3 separate regions of the Homo sapiens genome follow, and all the other regions are linked to region 1. Evidence: chromatin contacts called from ENCODE Hi-C data. All regions are on one chromosome and are shown on one strand. The core of a region is the stretch at or near the end of the contact, and the rest is flanking DNA. Distances in the headings are between cores, read along the strand shown. Region 1 holds the start of CEP43 (centrosomal protein 43). Region 2 holds the start of LINC02538 (long intergenic non-protein coding RNA 2538). Region 3 holds the start of AFDN (afadin, adherens junction formation factor).

The links. Hi-C counts contacts between places; a loop is a spot of excess contacts on that map. Pooled maps may share reads with other maps.
Region 2: a map of endothelial cell of umbilical vein shows a loop between it and region 1 (6-fold over the local background). The contact joins the promoter of LINC02538 here to the promoter of CEP43 in region 1. A Hi-C loop is called at or near these places in 1 of 168 maps with a recorded cell type or tissue (endothelial cell of umbilical vein).
Region 3: a pooled map shows a loop between it and region 1 (10-fold over the local background). The contact joins the promoter of AFDN here to the promoter of CEP43 in region 1. A Hi-C loop is called at or near these places in 2 of 37 single-sample maps with no recorded cell type and 13 of 50 pooled maps.

What each region holds. Positions count from the first base shown.
Region 1 is chr6:166,997,351-167,002,164 of GRCh38, reverse strand. CEP43 (centrosomal protein 43) reads right to left here and starts at 2,768. Exons shown (of 13, transcript NM_007045.4): 1 at 2,651-2,768; 2 at 2,052-2,105. The coding sequence starts at 2,752. It overlaps MIR3939 (microRNA 3939), which reads left to right and starts at 4,253; the gene lies at 4,253-4,358. RefSeq lists silencers at 2,307-2,396, 2,407-2,566, 2,657-3,176, 3,467-3,696 and an enhancer at 4,237-4,286.
Region 2 is chr6:167,676,481-167,680,936 of GRCh38, reverse strand. LINC02538 (long intergenic non-protein coding RNA 2538) reads left to right here and starts at 1,714. Exons shown (of 3, transcript NR_117091.1): 1 at 1,714-2,025; 2 at 2,738-2,877. LOC124901465 (a long non-coding RNA gene) reads right to left here and starts at 2,705. Exons shown (of 2, transcript XR_007059883.1): 1 at 2,332-2,705. LINC02487 (long intergenic non-protein coding RNA 2487) reads left to right here. Exons shown (of 7, transcript NR_117092.2): 7 at 1-246.
Region 3 is chr6:167,823,326-167,828,202 of GRCh38, reverse strand. It overlaps AFDN (afadin, adherens junction formation factor), which reads right to left and starts at 1,292. Exons shown (of 34, transcript NM_001386888.1): 1 at 966-1,292. The coding sequence starts at 1,070. AFDN-DT (AFDN divergent transcript) reads left to right here and starts at 1,407. Exons shown (of 2, transcript NR_027906.1): 1 at 1,407-2,800; 2 at 3,397-4,313. RefSeq lists silencers at 1,140-1,339, 2,254-2,323 and enhancers at 1,490-1,569, 1,600-1,669.

The sequences.
Region 1 (4,814 bases), core at 1,519-4,018:
GGTCAAAAGTTTGAAGGATATGCGCAGTACCTTGATTGTGATGATCATTTCACAGCTGCATAAATTAACTATTAAAAATCAAATTGTACATATTAAATACTTTAGCTTTACTATAGGTCAATTTTACCTCAATAAAGTTGTTAAAATAAAAGACAAGGAGAGGAGAGATCCTCAAGGTAGTTGGTAGGCTGGTTCAGGGAATTCTAAGATAGGGAGTCAACTGAAATATTTTAAGAGAATGGAGGGACAGATCAGATGTGTACTATAAACAGCCAATCTAGGAGCAATGTGGAAAAAGGACTTCAGGGAGATGGTGAGGGACACCACGGAAACGGAGACTGGCAAGTAGGAAGGGGATAAGGCAATCTGGAAAAGAAGAAACAAGCACAAAGGAGGCAGCAGAGCACTCCCTTGGGGACACTTCAGATACACACCTGACAGACACAGAGCCAGGTGATGGCTGAGCAGGTGGAAAGAAGAGCAAGGCCTAAGAAACGCTTAGATTTCTTGCCAGATAAATGATGGTCCCATTAAGGGCATAATACAGTGGGCAGTTTAACATACAGGTCTGAAGCTCGGGAAAGAAACATGCATGAAAGTTACAGGGCTGGAGTTACTGGATGAATAAGGTCAGTCTGTGAGACAGTACAGAATGACAACTGTGGATAAGTCTCAGTCAGGTGTACAGGAAAAAGATCATGCTAAAGAAACCAAGGAGTGGTCAAAACCAGGTTGTGAAGGAAAAAAACCACAGCGGTATTAAAAGCAGAATGTGAGTAAAGGAAAACAGTTTACTCCTAATAGTTATTTAAACATGTTTTCAAGCTCAAAAGAAAAGCCATCAGAAAAGGAAGGGGTCAAAGATACAGTAAATAATTAAAGACTTGAAAGTATACACAAGACAGAGTGATTATTCTTGGACAGGACAGAGCCTCTTCTTCTAAAGCAGTAAGGAAAGAGGTACAGATAAACATAGACACAGGTAAGCATTTTCACAGGTGAGCAATAGATTGAGGGACAGGAGAGGAGGACATAAAGTTAGGATCTAATGGCTTCTACCTTCCCTGTGGAGGAAGCAACAAGACCATGTGTTCAGAGAGAAGGAAGCAGGGGTGACATAGAAGGCTACTGCACAGCTAGGGTGAAGAAGAGAGCTGCTGGGCCTGCTCAGGACCTAACCAGGTTGGTACCTGCCAATTTGCAACATCAGCAATCCACAGGATTGACTGACTCTTCTCCAAGAGCACATATGTGCAAAGTGGGAAGAGTTAGTTTGCTGGGTTAAATGACCACTGAGATTTCTTCCAGACCACGTATGACCGTTAAGGCAAGGTAATTAGGGGTCCAGACCCATAGGGTCCAGAGCAAAATGCTGCCAAGAGAAGACTGATGCCTGCACAGACATGGAAAGGGCAAAGAACTGAAGATTTTGATGAAATTAGAGATTAGGTATACAGGTCTAAAGAAGTGAGAGGACAGTAGACTGATTTGTCATACAGCAAGAGTTTAAGGCTTTGATGATGGTTCTATTCTTGTTGACAAATTCCAGAATATTTACTCAGGATGGTTGGTGGGACTCCGAAAAAGTTAAATTACCCACTTAAATATAGAGTAGTGGCTGCACTTTTAAAATAATCGCTGTCTTTTTCATTGTCAAAATAATTGAGTGGTCAGATAATTTTGGGAAAAGTTGCATACTATATACCCCGTTTCATAGGGATTAATAACATATTAGCTTACTAAAGGATCTGAGTGAACCTGCACTTAACACATTGACAATGGCACCATTTCTTCAAGAAACTCCTATGACCATTTGTTTCAGATTAAGCATTAGTATCAGAGTTACTGTGGTACCTTAAGATTACCCCCAAATTCAAAAGCTACACGAAAAAAGAATAATTTTGGCTCTCTCTCAATAGTAATGTAATCCTTAACAGTTCAAAATTATCCCTAGCTATATGTTACTATAAACTATTTTTAAGACGGTTTTTAATGAATAAGAAATTAAGTATTAACGAATACAGCCATGTTAAAATCTGGAAACTTCATACCTCTACTTTTTCTTGCTCCTCTAGTGCTAAAAACACAGCTGCTCGGAGTTCAGCCTTAAAAAAAAGTTAAGAAACAGGAAATTATAATTTCAAGACAATTTTCACAACAAGCTCACATTTATCCAGCAACAAACACGAGCAAGCCAACGAGCTGGGAGGGCAGGTGCAAAGGTCAGAAACGCCTTCCGAAACGTTCTCAGTCACACAAGCTCTCCGACCCCCAGGCTTCGGCTGGACGCGCTGCTTTCCCGCCGCGGATCATGCCCGAGCCTGAGGAAGAGACGCTGGGGCCGCACTCCAGGGCCCAGCTGCGGGCCGCCCGTGTGGCCCCCAAGCCCCGCGGTCCCGCCCCCACGGAATGAGGCAGGGGATGGGCCAGGCACCCCCAGTCCGCGGTGCCCTCCGGGACCACACGAACGAACGAGCCGACCCCCTCTGTGGGGCGGGCAGGACGGAGGCCATGCCGGGGCGCGCCCCCAGTGCCCGCCGGCCCCGGTCCCTCGCCAGGGAGGCGGCCTCCTCGCCGCGACCGTTGTGACGCCCGCTGTCCACGCAAGCCCTGCGGATCCGCCAGGCCCGGCCCCAGCCTCCGGCCTCACCTTGATGCGGTTCAGGACCCCGCTGTTCTCCAGCGTCTGCACCAGCAGGTCCCGCAGCTCCGTGTCCTCCTCGGCCACCACTGCGGCCGCCGTCGCCGCCATCTTGCTTCTCCAAGACAACCGCCGAAGCCGCGCTAACGGCCAACGGCCGCAGCAGGGTACGCTCCGCGCGCGGGCTACGCGGCCGACGCAGCCAAAGCCCCGCCCCGACGCGCAGCGCGCTGGCCCTGCCCCCTGGCGTCGGGAGGCGGGGCATAGAGACCTCGGGGTTGACGCTGGACACCGAGCCTTGGGGAGCGCCGGACCACTGAGCGCCGAAACTTAGGGTCGGCGCTGGGGGCGGGGCTGCGGGGCGCGGGTGGGCACGCAAGGGGCGGGGCGTCGGCGGGGCCTCCAGCCGGCAACCCGTTGGCTGCCGTCGCCTGAGGCGCGAGCTTTGAAGCCGGCGAGCGGTGAGGAGGAGGCGCCCTCGCGTGTGGAGAGCGGACTCCGCCTGGACTCCACCGCCCACGGCCGCATCCCATCGCCGCACAAGATCGCCGGAGTCATATTATCGACGTAGTTAAAGCCCACTAGCCTAAAGCCGGGCGGACTGCGGTAAGGAGGCCCCGAGACCGAACCTGCAGCCCCTGCAGCCCCGGGGGGGCGCCGGGGAAGGGACTCCCGAGAGGTCGCGAGGGGCGGAAGGCCCTGCAGGTTGTCACCCGGAAATAACGTTCTGAGGCCCCCCAGCCAGGCGAACGCACCCTGCTCGGCCACGGCCTCCGAGGCTAACCGGAAAGGTGCCAGGCCGAGGTGCAGGGGCGGGATGGCCCCAGGAAGAGCCGAGGGCCGAGGAGGGCGTTGGGTGGGCTCCGCGCTGCCCGAACTGGGGCCGCAGTCTCCACTCCCTCCTGCCCCGCGGCCCTCCGCCGACAGCCAGGCGCCGGCGGGGAGTCCTGGACCCCTCCCGGGCCCTGGAAGCCCCGTCCCGCCGGAGCTGACGCGCCCTCTTGGTATCCATCCGGCCGCCTGGGCTGCCCCTCGCCCCTCGCCTTGGCAAAACCAGCCCCCGGACCGAGCCCTGCCTTGGAGAGTGTGGGTGCGCAAGGCCAGCCGAGCTGTCGGTTCCGGGGTTTCGGGGTGCGCCACTGTATGGCGGCGTAAGCCGAGAAGTGTCCGAGGCCGGGCTCCAGCAGTTGAGAGGCTGATTTGGCCACGGTGAAGGACGCGCCCGGAGGAAGGAAACGGGAATCCGAAACGGGCGGTGGCCGCGCCTTTCCCGAGGCCGGCGTCGAGGGCTTCAGCGCCTCAGGGTGGGCGGGAGGGGAAGGTCGTGCGACCCGCGTGGCCGGCGGAAAGGAGCAGCGGGAGCCGCGGCCGTAGGGAAGCCACGGGAAGACGGGCGGCTGCGCTGCGATGCGCGGCCCTCTCCCTGAAGCCCTCGGCTCAGGCGCCACAGGAAAGGCTCCTTCGGGCAGGCCTCAGCTTTCAGCTTAAGTTTTTTTCCTTTGGCCGAGTCAACTGCGGTGCCGAGTTGTATTTTCCTTTCAGAGGTGTGTCCGAGAACCATTCTTAGGAGACGCCTGCCGGCCGCTTTGGGATAGGGCCTGTCTGCCCATGCTGGCTTCCAAAGGCCTCTGTGTGTTCCTGTATGTGGGCGTGCACGTACCTGTCACATGTGTACGCGCAGACCACAGGATGTCCACACTGGCTTCCAAACACATCTCTGTGTTTCTGTCTGTGAGTGTGTACGCAGGTGTCAAATGTGTACGCACAGATCACAGGGTGTCCACACTGGCTTCCAAACACGTCTCTGGGTTCCTTTATGTGCGTGTGTATGCACTTGTCATGTGTACACACAGATCACAGGGCATCCACACTGGCTTCCAAACATGTCTCTGTGTTTCTGTCTGTGGGTATGTACACACATATCACATGTGGAAGAGGTAGGAAGAGGCTGGAACAGGTAAGGGTCATGAAGGTGCAGTGCACTATTGTACTGTTTGCGCTTTATATGTGTTTGGTTAGTTTTGCAAGAACATGCTGGTGAAGGAGAGAGAACCCCAAACAATTGATTAGCAGTGCTACTGAAACTCAGATATACACAGGAATGGCAAAGAAACATCTATGAAAAAAAGCAGATTCTGGAACTCCATCTCCCTGAGATTGTCACTCATGGGGT
Region 2 (4,456 bases), core at 465-2,964, 680 kb before region 1:
CTTCCCTTCCAGTGGGGCCTGACCTGGCTACCGAGCTTGGCAGCTAATAGGCGGGCCCCTCAGCATTCACGCTCCTGAGCTGCTTTATCAAACTAGGATTGTTCCCCCAGGTCTAAGAAAACCATCCATTCACTGCAAAGTTATTTATTACTGCGGATGGGCTAGGAGTTAGAGGAAGAGAGTGACTCAAATCACAACACCTCCTGGACGAAGCTGGAAGGGATTAAAATACGGCCTAATTTCTCCCTTGCTGTGTGAAGCGTGTGGTTCTCCTAGAACATCAGCCCGACTGTCGCTGGGTAGCGGCGGTACTGTTCATTCTGCATTAGCTTTGTCCAGATTGTTCAGTGTGGGTCCCTGCCTACAGATCTTGATTCCTTGAGATTGCCCTTTGTGCTTCTGTCTGGGGACTGCCTGTTTCTGTAATGGCCACCGTCTCAGAACACATGGTTGTAGGCCTCAGCATTTGCCTTACACACAGCCCCCTTGGAGACAAACCGTGTCTGTGTCCCTCAGAAGGCCCTGACTTTCAGGGCACACTCCAGCCTGACTTTGGCACTCTGCTAGACACATCCGAAACGCTGGTTCTCGTGTTGAAGTCTGTTATGGATATGTAGGGTAAGGCAGGGAAACTGGAGCGCCTGCATACCCTTGACTTCCTCCATTTGGAAAAGATAACCCTGAGACATGGTGGAGGAGAAGGGGCCCTGACCTGTCAGCTACATCTGGATGTAACTCCCCTGATGAAGAAAGTGCCAGAGGCAGCAAAGCAGCCCTTATAGGGTATTTTGTGCTCCCCCAACAGAGGAAGAGGAGCTTAGGGTCTCCAGGGAGAATGTCTGGTTGTGAAGAGCCGCCAGGACCTGGAGCTGCACGGTTGCTCAGTGTGCATTTCACTTGGTCAGCCCCTACGCTGGAGAGTGCTTGCATCCGAACCTTCAGTGCCTGGATAGACACTGAGCTGAGCGAACGGTATGCTGGAAAATGAAGCGTGCAAGTGACAAAGTGCTCAACTTAGACTCTGGGCAAAATTCTCACAAAGGGCTTTCTAATCCTCACTTAATGGAAGAGTGGAGCAATTTCCAGCAGAAGTTGTGGCTTGCTTCACCAGGTCTGCTCAGGTCAGCGGGGTGAGCCTACGGCCAGGATGGGTGGTAATTAATATTGGAATACTTGGCCAGTCTGCAGACCTCAGACCACAAAAAACCCTCCATCCTCAAGCAGTCTCTTCTTTATGCCTCGCAAGGGGAAGATAATTAAAGACTGTGGTAACGGGTTAATTTATAGGAAAATAATGTAGCATACTCAACTATCTATACTTTTTCTATTGCTAAATTTAATATACATCCATTTCTATTGATTATCAGAGGGGTCTAGACTCCCGGCCAAGAGTTGCGAAACCAGTCATTATCCCGCAGGCACCTTCCTGCTTTATTTCAGAACATTCAGTCATTCATTCAAAACAACCCAAAGCATCTGCATTCACAGAGCTGCCCTAACAGATGAGTTTTTCTTCATCTCCCAAGGTAATGATATAAAAAAAGTGTCAGCCATGGGATTTTCAGTGGGAAACGGGAAACCCAAGGCATGGTGCATTCAATGGAAAAATTCCTCAAGCTCGTGACCTGCATAAATCTCCAAATCCTTTTCAACATCATCCTGTTTAGTGTTCGGCATGAGGGTGCCTGCAGAGGAGGTGAATCCCTGCGTTTTCTATTCTTTTTTTCTTCCGACTGGTGTGGATCCCAGACAATTTCAGGGTCCTGCAGGGTTTGAGACCCTCTGTGAACACTGACCCGGGACCCCGTTTTGCCCATGGGAAGTTGAAGCCAGCGCAGCCCCCGGCCAGGGGCACTGTCTCCTCGGCCCCGGGATGCTGGACGGAGGGGACAACGTGCAGGGGCAGCTGCTGCTGGGCTGTGGACCTCCCGGAACCGGAGGAGCCCGGGAGGGGCTGGCCCAGCAGTGAGGGCTCCGATGCGCCTCAATTCATATGCTAAGGAGCCCTGGATTCGGCTTTAATTGGTGAGAGGAGAAAGTGGTGCAGCTGCCTGGGGCCGCGCTGTGGGAGCCAGGGCAGGAGGAGCTGTTTGAAAATAATCCCCGCGGGGACACGCAGCACCAACTCGGGCTTCAGTCCCTGGAAAGCGGCCGGGGGCGGGGCGGGAGGCCGGGATGCGGCGGAGAGCGACTGGCAGGGAAAGCGTGAGGTCACGGTGGCCACCGCACCGGCTCCAAGCAGCAGGGGCCCAGGGCTGAGCCCTGATTTCCACACCGGCCCCTGGATGAGCCTCAGTGTTTCACTCTGGCAATGGAAATAAGAATACCTACCTCACCCCATCGTTGGAATAAATGCAATAATGCAAAGGGAGGTCTTAGCACAGACGCGGGGCAGGCGCTCAACGCCTGGTGCCCACCGGCGCTGCGTCCTGGACGTGTCCAGCGAAGCCCGTGTGAGGCTATGACGGGAACGGAGGAGCTGGCGCGGCGCCTCACTGCTCCCCAGAGCCTTGCAGCGTCTCCCAGCCCAGGCTTTGCCCCACCACGGCTCCCATGGCTGCCGGAGGGAACCTCAAAGGCGGTTAGAATGCGCCGGGTAAATGCGCAGCTTTTCTTCTGGAGCCTCCACGAGAAAGAAATGGAGAGTTTTTTCCTGGGGCTGCTTGTGGTGCAAGTCCCGCTTGGGTGCAGGGCGAGCGGCTTCCGAGGAATTCACTGTCTCCTTCTCTCTTTCTAGCCGGAGTGGGAGGTGACCCCAGGGGCCCAAGCTGGGGGCGTGGCTGGGAAATGCACAGAAAGAGACTTCGACGGGGGTGGCTATGGTTTGTGCTGTGCTGTGCACACGTCTGGCTGATAGAAATCTATGTCTATAAACAGGTAACACAATTTGGTTTATCAAACCCATAATAAGCAGATTTTCTGACTTGCATAAGAATTTCTCTGTAATCTTTGCTTTAAAGTCCGTTGAATGCCATAGAAAAAGTTGCATTTGATGAGGCTTCAGGAAAGAAAAGGTAACAAACTATTCTAAGAGATGAGGATAGTGCCTGAGTGGGGCCCAGGACAGACAGGGGGTCCTCACCTCTTGCTGCTGGGGTTGGCTGCAGGGCTTTGCCTCAGTCTGATTTTTTGCAGCATCTACACAGTTTAAATACTTGGAAAAATCCTCTTTGTGAGTGTATTAAGTCACAGCCTACCAATGTGACAAATGACATCTAAATGCAATTTACAAATCCTAAGTTCCAGGTAGAAGAGAACGTGGTAGGTCCACGTCTTCATTTTCCCATACCTTTAGTCCGTCGAGACTCCGCTTAGCCAGCTCTGGCCATCCCTTTATCCTCCTAGGAACAGAATCTTACATGCAGTATTTTTACTGGTACGTAAAAAATTTAAGGCTGCACTAAGCAGGCGCCCAGGCCCCCAGAGTCAGAAGGGAGTGTACGGTGCACACATGATGACGATTTGAAAAGAGCCTGGCTTCAGGGCCTTGCAGATGAAGCTAACAAACCCCCTGTTCGGGAGGGAGCACCTGCACCCCAGCCCCCTCCCTCAGGGATGCATCTGCAGCCACTCCGGGGCAGGGCTGATGCCTCTGTGATGGTCCCGATGGTCCCGCCCGCAGCCTGCTCTTTGTGGCTCTTTGTTGCTCTTTGTCACAGTCCTGCTCAACAGCTGGTGCTTGCAGGAAGAAGCTCTCTGGCTGCAAGAAAGCCAGGGTGTGGGTGGATGACAGAATAAATGGGAGGGATGGAGGGCGTCTACTTGGCAGTTCGGATTCCTGGGCAGGGTCAAGATCAGGAGAAATAGGAAAATAGAAATAGGAGGAAAAGCTTCTGCCTTTTGTTCCAAACCAGCCTGGCTTGCCTGTGAAGGGGAGGACTTGACCAGGGCACTTTCCTGGGGCCACTGCCTGGCTTTTGGAGATGAGGTAGTGGCCTTTGTCTAAGATCATGTTACCTATACTCCTGGTTTAACTTTTTATTTAAAATTTTTTTAGACACAGGGTCTTGCTCTGTTGCCCAGGCTGGAATGCAGTGGCACGATCACAGTTCACTGTAACCTTGAACTCCTGGGCTTAAGCCATTCTCTTGCCCCGACCTCCCAAGTAGCTGGGACTACAGGTGCCCACCACCATGCCCCACTAATTTTTTCATACTTTTCTGTAGAGACAGGGTCTCGCCATGTTGTTCAGGCTGGTCTTAAACTCCTCGCCTCAAGAGATCCTCCTGCCTTGGCTTCCCAGGGCGCTAAGATTACAGGTGTGAGCTGACACACCGAGCCTACAACTGCATTTTATGTATCTCATTTTGTGTAGATATGGCCACAAAGTAGTAAAAAACCGGGTCTGTCATAAAGCTGTGATGGGGTGCTAACTCCATGCCGTCGAGTCTACGTGATGAAAGGATTTTGAATTGGAAGGGGGCTTATATATCCTCTGGTGGATAGGACCCCCCCT
Region 3 (4,877 bases), core at 43-2,542, 830 kb before region 1:
ACAAATCAAAAATAGACGCTATTAAAATGATTTCCTAAACGGGCACAAATATTGAGTGAAATTTTTTTATGCTGGTAAAGTCTGTGCAGCCACCGAATGAACAGAGCGCGGAACCGACCCTTGCGGAGCGATTTACAGGGTTGCTCCCCGACCCTTCACCTCCCTCCCCTCTCCACGGAGCCCTTCCTAGTGGACTTGGACTCAAACATTTTTTTAAAAGCTGCTCGGAACGCTTTCAGCAGCTTTGCTATAAACAACCCCCATTGTTACCAGGCCAGGAGCGAGCGTGATTTCCTCCTCCTCTCAGGGAGCCAGCCTGGGGCCGGCGCCTCCCTCCGGGCAGAGGCCGCCGCAGAGGGCCCTTCCTCGCGGCCCCGAAGGTGGAGAAGGCGCGCCTTTCCTCGGAGGCGTCCGACTCCGGGCCTGTGCCATCAGGCAGCCCGCACCTCCCGAACTTTGTGATACTGACTTTCCCCTCCCAGCTGGCAGCCTGCAAGTTTATGAACCCGAAGCACAGCGCGCGTCACAGGCTCCATCCCGGCCACGGCGAAGGGGCGCCGCGAGCCACAACCGGGCTGCAGGTGGAGGGCGCCGGCCCCGCGCGCCGCCGCGCCCCCCGCGCCGCCGGGGATGAGGCCGGGGCCGCGCCGCGCTCGCGGGGGTGGGGGCGGCGGCCCAGGTGAGCCACCAGGTGAGCGGCCGGAGAGGGGAACAGGTGACTGCCGCGCCCCGCCAGCCCCCGCTCGGCCCGCGCGACCCCGGGATACACCGCGGCAGGGGGACGGGGGCTGCGGGGGACGCCGGGGCCCGCGGTGGGCCTGGGGGAGGGGGAGGGGAGAGAAGGGGCGGAGGGGGGAGGGGGAAAGGAGGGCGGGTCCGCGGCTGGCGGGCGGCGGCGGGGGGGAGGGGCGGGGCGCGGCGCAGCGGGCGGGGGTCGCGCAGGCCCCGCGCCCGGCGGTGCTCACCTCGGTCGGCTGGCTGATCTCGAACAGGTCCAGCCGGTTGGCGTTCCAGTGGTGGATGATGTCGGCCAGCTTCCGCCGCTCCTCGTCACGGCCGCCCGCCGACATGGTCCTGGCCGCGCCTCCTCAGCCGCGCGGGGCCGGGGCCGGAGGACGGGCCGAGGACGACAGGTCCGCGGGGGCCCGGCGCCCCTCGCCACCCCCCGCCGGCCGCCTCCGCCTCCGCGGCTGCCTCCGCCTCCGCGGCCGCGCCGCGTCCTCCGACTTGGCCTCCGCCTGGGGCTCAGTCCGCGCCGCGCCGCGCCGCCTCAGCCCCGCCGGCCGGTGTGCGCCCGGCGCCCGCCGCCCGCCGCCCGCACCCGCCCGCGCCCCGCCCGCCGCCGTGCGCGCCGCCGCCCGCCGTGCGCGCCGCCGCCCCGCGCGGCGCCGCCGCACCTCCGGGCCGCTCCACTAGGTGCTGCTGCCGCGGCCGCCAGGGAGGGAGGTGTCGGAGGGCGGGCCCCGCGCGGTGCTAGGGTTCCGTCTGGACTGGCGGTGGTGGGTCCCAACCGGCGGTACCGGGTTCCTTCCCGACCAGCGGTGCTAGGTTCGGTTCGGACGCGCGCTGCTGGATCTAAATGGGCAGTGCTGGGTCCGATGGGTGGTGCTGTGTTGGGTCCGGACGCGCGGTGCAGAGTCCGGACGGGCGGTGCTGGATCCAAATGGGCGGTGCTGGATCTGGACGGGCGGTGATGGGTCCGATGGGCGGTGCTATGTTCGGTTCGGACGGGCGGTGCTAGGTCTAAATGGGCGCTGCTGGGTCCGATGGGCGGTGCTGCGTTCGGTCCGGACGGGCGGGGACGGGCGGTGCTGGGTCCAAATGGGTGGTGATGGATCTGTGGACGGGCGGTGCTGGTTCCAGACGGGCGGTGCTGGGTCCAGACGGGCGGTGGGTCCGATGGGCGGTGCTAGGTTCGGTTCGGATGGGTGGTGCTAGGTCTAAATGGGCGGCGCCGGATCCGATGGGCGGTGCTGGGTTCGGTCCGGACTGGCGGGTCCGGGTCTGGACGGGCGGTGCTGGATCCAAATGGGGGTGCAGTGCTGGATCTGGACGGGCGGTGCTGGGTCCGAACGGGCGATGGGTCCCATGGGCGGTGCTAGGTTCGGTTCGGACTGGCGGTGCTGGGTCTAAATGGGCGGCGCTGGGTCCGATGGGTGGTACTGGGTCCGGACGGGCGGTTCTGGGTCTGGACGGGCGGTGCAGTATCCAAATGGGCGCTGCTGGGTCCGGACGGGCGGTGCTAGGTTCGGTCCGGACGGGTGGTGCTGGGTCTAAATGGGCGGTGCTAGGCTCAGCAGGGGACCGGTGGGCGTGGCGGCACAGGTACGGAGCGCAGGGCCGGTGGAGCGCCCTCTCCGAAGGGCCCTGCGCTCCCCGCGCTCGCTGCTCCTCCTGCCCGCGCATTGCCCCGGGGCTGCTGCGTGTTTCTTCCAGGGTGATTCCTTTCCGCTGGGTCACTTCAAAGCCGACCTTTTCAAGCTGTTTTCTTCCGCGGAGGACACGTTGTTAGGCTTTGTGTGCATTTCAAGGGTCATGTTTTCTGAACCGCGCTCTGCCGCTCTTGGGGTGTTCGAGCCCCCACACTGCTGTGCGGTGTTCCTCTCACAGAGTGAGGTTGGAGGGTCCCACTCCCTTTGTGTGTCTCCTTAGAAAACGCCTCTTCTCTCAGACACATCGTTATCTGCCAATTCTTCGCAGACGTAGAGAACGGACTGCAGAGTTAATAAACGTCGAGGGGAAGCTTTGATGCGCCCCATTTGGCCCTGAGAGATGCCACGTGATCGTCATTTTAAATCCTGTACGTGTCCCCGTGGACGTGGAAACCTGAAATTAATTTCAGTAGCAAGCTTTGTGAATTGTAGGGATTTTTTTTCATAAGGTGTCTTTTTTGTAATTGCCCCTCCCCTCCCCCACCCTTTGTTTTGGCTGCAGAGCGCCATCTCTGCAGTCTCCCCACGCCGGGTTCAGTCAGGCGAAGTTGCGTTATCTGTGATGTGTTGTAACAAAAAGCGTTTATCTTTGAAACACTAAGGCAAGTAATGAGAAGAGTGAACTATATTTGACAAAGCCTTTTTATTTTTGTCATTACTTTTTTTTCCAATGTGGAAATAATTTTTCTCTCCACCAACTGGATTTCCTCTTTTGCAGACAATTAAAGAATTCTGTCATCCCCACTGGGTTCTGTCTTTTCTACCGCACTTGTCCAGTACAGCTACATAAGGAGGCTTCTCAGCAGAGGAGCCTGGGGTGTTGAACCAGTGCCATGAGGGAATGAATTATTCAATAGATCGCTAGTCTCCTTTCTTAAAATTAAAGTGTGGTGACTTGCAGAAAAGCATCTGTGTCTAAATGTCATCTTCGTGTTCTAGCACTCGGTTTCTTTATGCCTTTCAGTTCCTGGGCTTCCCGATGGACTCGAGTTTTTACTATGTGAGCATCCCGGTGCCTGCACAGCAAGGACTCTCATTGGGTTCCACACGTGCTGCGCAGATCCCTGACGCAGCGTTCACTGAACCTCAACTGCAGGAGCTTCATTCCTGAGGACGCTGTTACCAAGAATGACTTGCCTCTTGAAGAATGAGTTTGCAAAGCCGGCAGTTAGATTGCTGATGTCCAAAGTAAGTATGTGTAGCATCACTAAAGAGAAAATTCAGGATTCCTGGAAAACAGTTATGGGCTCTCTGCAGTGTTATTTTTGTAATAAAAAACATATAGCATATGTGAAATACCTACTGGGTGATGCAGGACACATAGAAGGCTCGAAATTAATGTGAATCATTCTCGTTTTTCTGACTGTCATTAAAAGTCCCCATTTGTATTATGTATGAGTGGTATATCAATATCTAAACTACACTTTATTGTAGGTCCCAACCAACATTAGTTTATTGACAAATGTTTAAGAGCAGCCAAAAATTCATAGAATACCTATGATTCTTAAATCATGAACACTCCCATAACTGGTATATGTTTAGGACATGAAAATTTCCAGGCTGACAAATAATTTCGCTGTCATCGGTCAAGACTCCAGGATGATATTCTGAGCCATATGTTAATTTTGATAACCACCTAGAACAATAAAAGGTAAACATGCTACCATCTTCTATTCTCATTGCACCACTGGATTCTGGTACATCTAAAAATTGTACTTAAATGATATCCAAGAAATGCTGTAAAAAACAAAATAGGGCCGGGCGCAGTGGCTCACACCTGTAATCCCAGCATTTTGGGAGGCCAAGGCGGGCAGATCACGAGGTCAGGAGATCAAGACCATCCTGGCTAACACGGTGAAACCCCGTCTCTACTAAAAATACAAAAAAAAAAAAAATTAGCCGGGCATGGTTGTGGGTGCCTGTAGTTCCAGCTACTCAGGAGGCTGAGGCAGGAGAATGACGTGAACCCGGGAGGCGGAGGTTGCAGTGAGCTGAGACCGCGCCACTGCACTCCAGCCTGGGCGACAGAGCAAGACTCTGTCTCAAAATAAATAAATAAATAAAAGAATGGGCTTTTCTGTTATTAATTCCATTTTATACATGGTGAGACTGAAATGCAAGATAAAGGACTGGACTGAAGCTAAACAAACCTGCACTGGGCGAGGTTGAAAAAGACCTTTTTAATCTATAAGTCGGTTTTTGAAAATTCAAGTTTCTACTTTATAATTTTAGTTTTCCTTTTAAACGTATATTATTGTTAGTTGCACTGTTCAAAAAGTTTTACAGCTTCTATTTCAATCAGCACTGGTATACTAATATTTTTAAGTATCTCCTATCTAAAACCAAAATCTACGTAAAACCTAAAAGTACCAGGTAATAGAGGACAACAGAGCAAGACTGTCTCTTAAAAAAAGAAGTATCACATAATAGGAATAAATATGAGGA